Regions from separate parts of the Homo sapiens genome. Here region 1 is linked to region 2. Evidence: read pairs that join two places in POLR2A ChIA-PET (ENCODE). Cell type or tissue: GM12878. All regions are shown on one strand.

Region 1 (4,000 bases), 110 kb after region 2:
ATATAAAAGCTTTTATAAGACAATTAGGTTTATACATTTAGCCTCAAATATATTTTCCCAAAGTCCCTTTTACCCTTTAATGAAATGACTGGATATCCTATCGGCATTAACACAAAAATATGTGGTATTTAGTGGGATAAATGACCTAAGTTTTACTTTAAGATCCTGGTATAATGAGATCGAGTAATGCCAAAAATACTCTTTGAAATACAACATATATGACACTGGCTGGAAAGATGAACTGAATACTATGAAGTAGACTGAACTTAGAAAATGTGGAGAAAATTAGATTATAGTGCTTATAACCTAACCTGCTTGGTTGACTGGGCCAACAAATTCGCCTTCAAACTACTTAAAGCGAACCTACTTGAAAGTATTTCTGGTTTCAGCCCAGCAGCAAGCAGCTCAGAACCTGCCACTCTATCCTACCAAGTAAAATGCTGGACAAATTGAAAAATCAAAGATCTGTAAGAGAAGTGAGGATGCAGAGAAAATTGCTGCCCCAAAAGTTGAAGAGAGAGATAGTCAAATATGAGAATGAAAATTTACCACAGCAGAAAACCACAAGCAACAATCTTCATGGGATTCAGTGCTGGGTTTGGGAAGCCTAAATTGTAATAGAAAATTGCTGGGGACTCAATGTGGATAACTCTGGGAATTAAAAACTACAGGGAGACTATCATAGAAGGGCCCCAACAAATTTGTAAGTTTTGCCTCCAGGGGTTCAACTTAATTCTCAGAACATATATGAGAAAAAAAGATTCCATCATGCTTCTGAAATGGAGAGGAGAAAAGGAGTAGTTTGAAATATGCCAGAGCATTCTGTTCTTCTCAACAAGGTCTGCCCTAAAACAAACAAACAAGCAAAAACCTACAGAACAGAAAAACCCAGTGTGAGGAGACAGAGCAAGTTTCAGAACAAGATTCGTATATGCAAAAATGTTGTAATTATCACACAGGGAATTTAAAACAACAATGATTAATATACTAAGGGTTCTAATGAATAAAGTAGACAGAATGCAAGAACCAGATGGGCAACGTATGCAGAGATAGAAATTCAAAGAAATAACCAAAAAGAAATGCTAGAGATTTTAAAAAAAAGTACTGTAACAGAAATGAATACTTTTGATGGGCTTATTAGTAGATTAGACACAGTAGAAGAAAGAATCTCTGTGTTTGAGGATGTCTCAATAGAAACCTCCAAAACTGAAAAACAAAGAGCAAAAGACTGAAAAAGAAAAAAGAACAGAATATCCCAGAACTGTGGGACAACAACAAATGGTATAACACATGTTTAATGGGAATACCAAAATTAGAAGAAAGGAACAGAAGAAATACTTGAAACAATAACAACTGAGAATTTCCCCCAAATTAATGTCAGATATCAATCCATAGATACAGAAAGTACATAGAACACCAAGGAGAATAAATGTCAAAAAAACCTACACCCAGACATATCATATTCAAATTACAGAAAATCAAAGGTAAAGGAAAAATCCTGAAAGAAGCCAGAGGGGAAAAAACACCTTACCTATACAGAATCACAGCTAAAAATGACACCTTGCTTCTCAGAAATCATTCAAGTAAGATGAGAATGGAGTGAAATAAAGTGTTAAGAGAAAAAAGCAACAACGTAGAATTTTGTACCTGGTGAAATTATCCTTTAAAAGTGAAGGAAACTCTACCTACTGCAACAAACAAAAAAAAAAAGAAAAGAAAAGGTATATTGATTGGGAAGGAAAAAGTAAAACTTTGTTCACTGATGACATGATTATTTATGTAGAAAATCCAAAGGAATCAACAACTACAAAACCTCCTGGAACTAATAAGTGAATCTAGCAAGGTTACAGGATACAAGATTAATATATAAAAGTCAACTGCGGCCAGGTGCAGTGGTTCACACCTGTAATCCCAGCACTTTAGGAGGCCGAGGTGGGTGGATCACCTGAGGTCAGGAGTTCAAGACCAGCCTGGCCAACATGGCGAAACCCGGTCTTTACTAAAAATACAAAACTTAGCCGGGCATGGTGGCATGTGCCTGTAATCCCAGCTACATGGGAGGCTGAGGCAGGAGAATCGTTTGAACCCTGGAGGCGGAGGTTGCAGTGAGCCGAGATCACTGCACTCCAGTGCACTCCAGTGCACTATGCCACTGCACTCCAGCCTGGGTGACAGAGCAAGACTCTGTCAAAAAAAAAAAAAAAAAAAAAAAAGTTGATTCTTCTCTATATGATAGCATTGAACAAGTAGAATTTAAAATTAAGAACATGCTACCATTTACATTAGTATCCAAGAAAATAAAATATTTAGGCATAAATCTAACAACATATGTATAAGGTTTATATGAGAAAAACTATAAAACTGATGAAAGAAATCAAAAAATTAAATAAATGGAGAGATATTCCATGTTTGTGAATAGAAAGGCTTAATATGAGTACTGTCAAGACGTCAGCTTTTCCCAGCTCGATCTATAGATAGAATGCAGTTCCAATCAAAATCCCAGAATATATATATTTGGATATTGACAAACTGATTTTAAAGTTTATACAGAGAAGCTAAAACCCAGAATATTCAACACAATATTGAAGAACAACATTGGTGACTGACGCTGCCTTACCTCGAGATTTACTATAAAACTACATATAGTGGGACATTGTGGTATTGGTGAAAGAATAGAAAAATCAATCAATGGATTAAAATGGAGAACTCAGAGGTAGATCCACATAAATACAGCCAATTGATCTTTGATGAAAGAGAAAAAGAAATATAATGAAGCAAAGATAATCTTTTCAATGAATGGTGCTGGAACAAGTGCATGTCCACATGTAAAAAAAAAAAAAGAATATAGACACAGACCTTTTCATCCTTTACAAAAATTAACTCAAAGACTTAAATATAAAATGCAAAACTCTAAAAATCCTATAAGATAACAGGAGAAAAATGTAGATATAGATTTGGTGATGGCTTTTTTAGATACAATAGCAAAGGCAAGATTCACGAAAGAAACAATTGATAAGCTGAAGTTCTTTGAAATTAAAATTTTCTGCTCTGAGACATATAGTGTCAAGAAAATAAAAAAGAAGTCACAAAATGGAAGAAAATACTTCCAAAAGACAATCAATGACTATTATGCAAAATATACAAAGAATTCTTAAAACTCAACAATAAGGAAACAAACAACCTAATTAAAAAGGAGGCCAGGGACCTTAACAGGTACTTCACCAAAGAAGATGCACAGAGACACATACGAAAAGATGCTCCATGTCATATATCAGCAGGGAAATGCAAGTTAAAACAACAGTGAGATGTCACTATACACCTCCAGTACTAGAAAGGCCAAAATTCAGAACACTGACAACACCAAATGCTGACAAAAAAACATGAAGCAACAGAAACTGTCATTCATTGATTGTGGGAATGCAAAATTGTACAGCTACTTTGGAATACAGTTTGTCAGCTTTTGCAAAGCTAAACCCACTTTTATAATATGATCTAGCAATAGCACTCCTTGGTATTTACCCAAAGGAGTTGAAAACATGCCCATGCAAAAACCTGTACAGGGTTGTTTATAGCACCTTAATCTATAACTGCCAAAACTTGGAAGAAACCTTCAGTAGGTGAATGGGCAAATAAATTGCATTGCATCCACACAATTGAACATTATTCAGTACTAAAAAGAAGTGACCTATTAACTCATGAAAATAATGGAAATTTAAATGCATATTACTAAGTAAAAGGAGCCAATCTGAAAAGGCTACATATTGTATGATTCCAACTATATGACATTTTGTAGAAGTCAAAACTACCTAGGCAGTATAAAGATCAATAGTTTCTGGGGGCTACAAGAGGAGGAAGGGGCTAATAGGTGAAACACAGAGTATTCTTGGGGCAGTGAAAATGTTCTGCATGATTATATAATGGTGGATACATGTCATTATATATTTGTTCATGCTCATAAAATGTACAACACCAATACCAAGAGTGAGCCCTAATGTAAATA
Region 2 (4,000 bases):
CTTGTTGCCCAGGCTGGAGTGCAATGGTGCAATCTTGGCTCACTGCAACTTCCGCCTCCCAGGTTCAAGCGATTCTCCTGCCTCAGCCTCCGGAGTAGCTGGGATTGCAGACATGCACCACTACCTCGGCTAATTTTGTATTTTTAGTAGAGACTCTCCATGTTGGTCAGGCTGGTCTTGAACTCCTGACCTCAGGTGATCCGCCCACCTCGGCCTCCCAAACTGCTGGGATTACAGGCGTGAGCCATCATGCCTGGCCTACTGCATGATGTATCTTCTATATTTAAGCACTTATGATGTAAATGGAATAAGCTTAAAAGACAGCAATAGAAATTATCCAATTGCTTCTCAGCCTTTTGTCTAAGATTAAGCATAGAAATTACCCAATTTAAGACACACAGAGAGAAGAAATAAAAAATGAACAGTTGACATATAAAAATGGAAACAACTTAAAAGAATATACAAGTGGTAGAATATAGAATACAATGTAAATGTAGAATATATAAAAGTCATAAATTTATAAATGAAAGCTCTAGAATCATATTTATCAAGGAGTTAACAAAGACTATCAATAAGTAACAAAATTTTTAAATTGTTCTATATTGTCAAAATTTTCTACAATTTGAGCAGATGCTCACTATTTGTTGGATAATTTTTGGAAATAAACTACTTATTTTTCACCAAAAATACAAAATAAGTAAAAATTATTCTAATAATTACATGAGAAATGATCTCTCCAAGTATGTAAAAAAGATAATCTACACAATATTCATCTCAGCTTTTAATTTTAAAAAGGTTATCAGGTTTTCATATGGAATCAGAATATTTGGGGGCTGTGATGGGATTCTGCAGGTTAATATTTTAACATTAAAATTTGAGGACCGTTGAAATAGAAGGAAAGTGAAGATGGTTAAATATGGAAAAGGAGCAATAATCTCAATGACAGTTATAATAAAAAGCCAGATGATTTCCTTCCATTTAGCCTACTGACATGGCAAGATGATGAGTCAACCGTGGATATAGAATGTATTATTTGCTGTCATATTCACAGGGCATCAGAGCTCGATTTTGTGATTTTAGAAACAGAACCCCTTAATAGGGTTCATTTTGCCATTTACAAATAATGGCTATACACTTAGTTTTAATGTACCTATTTCTGAAGCTTTCATTTCAAAAGGCTATTTTGTTATTATTTCAAGCTTATAGGACTGGACATTTGAGTGATGAAACCTTTAACTGCACTCATCTTGGATATATACCTGTGTAGTCCTGCACATACCTATCCAAAGACTAAATGCTATAATTTAGAATATTCTTCTGAGTGGGTTAGAGGGGATGTTAGTTTGAATAGGGGCACTCCATAATAGGCACTAAAATAGTTTATGTTTCCAATTTCTGAAAAAAAAGAAAGCTCAGAGATTTGATAGATGTCTATGAAGTATTTCCAAGATTTTCTCTTACTTCATACTAAGGAAATGTAGCCAAAGTCCAAATGGGAAATAGTTCATATTTTGCCATAAAGTTGTATAACTCAGGTGAATATGGTCCAATAGACTTAAGGACAGGAGGTTACTTCACACACAATGTAGTTAAGCAGAAATAGTGTAGCACTAGACTTAAGAACATTAGTTCTGGAGTCAGAGAGACCTGAATTCAAATCTTAGCTCCTATGCTTATTAGCTGTGTAATATCGGACACATTCAGTTAAACTTTCTTAGTCTCAGTTCCTCATCTGTGCAACAGAGCTTATATCACTGAGCTCAAAGAGATGTTTACTATCTTGCAGAGTGCTGGCACATCAGTAAATCATTACTAAGATCAAGAAATAGTCCTATTCGAAGATCAAAAAATATTCCTAGCACATCATATTCCTATTCTCCTTTTAGTGAAAGGTATGCAATTATATTCGTGCCAGTGTTTCCTAAAACCTGTCTTAAAAGCTCATTTGTCAGAATTCTTCATAGGGAGAGTTCTGCATATGTTGGAAAAACTATTTTGATGGGAGGCTTAGGGTGATGGTATGATCTCCAAGGGGCATCTCTTTTTAAAATTTTTAATTTTTATGGATACATAACAGTTGTATATATTTATGAGGTACAATGTGTAATCATCAAATCAGAGTAATTGGGATATCCCTCACCTCACATATTTATCATTTGTGTTAGGAGTACTCCAAATCCACTCCTGTAATTATTCTGAAATGTACAATAAATTATTGTTAACTATAGCCACCCTATTGTGCTATCAAACTTATCTTTCCCAAGAATTGTATTCGGATATCAGTCACATTAACCCTCTTCTGTTGGTTTTTCTAGCCATATCAGCTCCAACTTTTTTCTTTCCTTAGCCTCGCCTTCACATCTCCACTCCTAGCATGTGGCTTTTCTTATAAAGTGAAATTTGGCCAAAGCGAGCAGATCACATGAGGCCAGGAGTTTGAGACCAGCCTGGCCAACATGGTGAAACCTCATCTCTACTGAAAATATAAAAATTAGTCAGGCATGGTGGCGTGCACCTGTAATCCCAGCTACTTGGGAGCCTGAGGCAGGAGAATTGCCTGGAACCCGGGAGGTGAAGGTTGCAGTGATCCAAGATGGTGCCACTGCACTCCGGCCTTGGCAACAGAGTGAAACTCAAAAAAAGTAAACTTCAGTTTTCTTTTTTCTCCTTTAAATTTCATTTTCATACTCATCACCAAACTTGACAAAGTTTTGTCCTTGAAGATCATTCTTTTCAGAAGATCTGGAAGTTTTAGAAATTTTAAATAATTCTCCTGTCACATGTGGTACATAAATATCCATACTAACATGTTCATCTACACATATAAAATAATATATATTCACGTACTATACATATATACTCACTTGGCCTTACAGGCATGGTATAAGACAGGTAAATTTAAGAAGACTCTATAGGGCAAGACATTGCTCTGACCACCCTGATAAAGAACACTGAATCCACAGCAACCCATGGGGAGAATTAGATTTCATCAGAACAACAGTCTATAGAAACCTACCCTTTTTGTTTCAGTTCTTTCTTACATACTTCAACTTATGAAATTTGGTAGCTTACATTAAAGTTGATTTTGTTAATTGATTGTGAGAAAGTGAAACAAATCAATTAGGATTTTCTTCCTCACTGACAGTGACATGAGCTGGCATCACCAGACAGGAACACTTCAAATATCCATATGGTTGGTGAATTAATGAAGATGCAATACTTACTACTATAATCAAAATGCAGCTGTTTTTCACGCACCCCATAGAGGCAAACCATGACACTTGTGACTACCAATTACTGCCCATTGCAAAGGAACGATAAGGTTTTAATTAATGTTAACATCTCCCAATCAGTAAGACATATTATAAATGATGACATCCACAACATCACTTCAGGGATTTCAAATGTCTCTTTCCTCTGGTCCTCTTTGAAGGCTCTGGAAGGGCTATTCTGAGGAGGACATGAAGCACTAAATATAAGGCCACATCCATACAATGAGGGAGGGAGCCATCAAGTGTGGAGAAGATGTGGATATAGAAATGAGATTGTCACACTTCTGTACTTCCTTTTCCCTGGGATCTGTCCTGTCCAAGAATATGCAAATACCATCATTCCTTGGGAAGAATTAGTCTTACTCAAGGCTTCTGGCAAGAATATGGAACCCTAGTCCAATTTTCAAGAGCTCAGCTGTGGTAGCAGGATTGTAGAGAGCTGTGGGACTTTACCCACTGACTATATTTTTGATATTAAGGTCTTTCCTGCTGGTGTTCCTCTGATGATGCCTCTTCTACCACATTGCCTACCAAATAGTATACTCATTGTCTCCTCAAGTGTACACCTAATTTTTACTAAAAACTAAGTGAGCTTAGGGTTGTTATTCAGACTGGTTCAGTGCCACTAACTGCTCATTATCTATCCATTTGTGTCTTAGAGTGTTCCCATTGCACTTGATGGCCCCTGAGAATCTCTCAGGGTATCCTCCAATCCTGCTCATTATGAC

Evidence for each region. ChIA-PET counts read pairs that join two places held together with the same protein. Peaks named below come from ENCODE experiments on the same cell type or tissue, not always from the same donor. Only the 100,000 strongest peaks of a DNase experiment are listed, where the experiment ranks them.
Region 1: POLR2A ChIA-PET joins it to region 2 with 8 read pairs; 2 of 35 experiments call an interaction of 5 or more read pairs at or near these places.

What each region holds. Positions count from the first base shown.
Region 1 is chr7:121,659,125-121,663,124 of GRCh38, reverse strand. No RefSeq gene overlaps it. Among named protein-coding and RNA genes, the nearest start is that of PTPRZ1, 210 kb to the left of the region's middle. In GM12878, no CTCF peak of the experiment used is centred here; no DNase peak of the experiment used is centred here.
Region 2 is chr7:121,772,486-121,776,485 of GRCh38, reverse strand. No RefSeq gene overlaps it. Among named protein-coding and RNA genes, the nearest start is that of PTPRZ1, 99 kb to the left of the region's middle. In GM12878, no CTCF peak of the experiment used is centred here; a DNase peak (open chromatin) is centred at 1,711.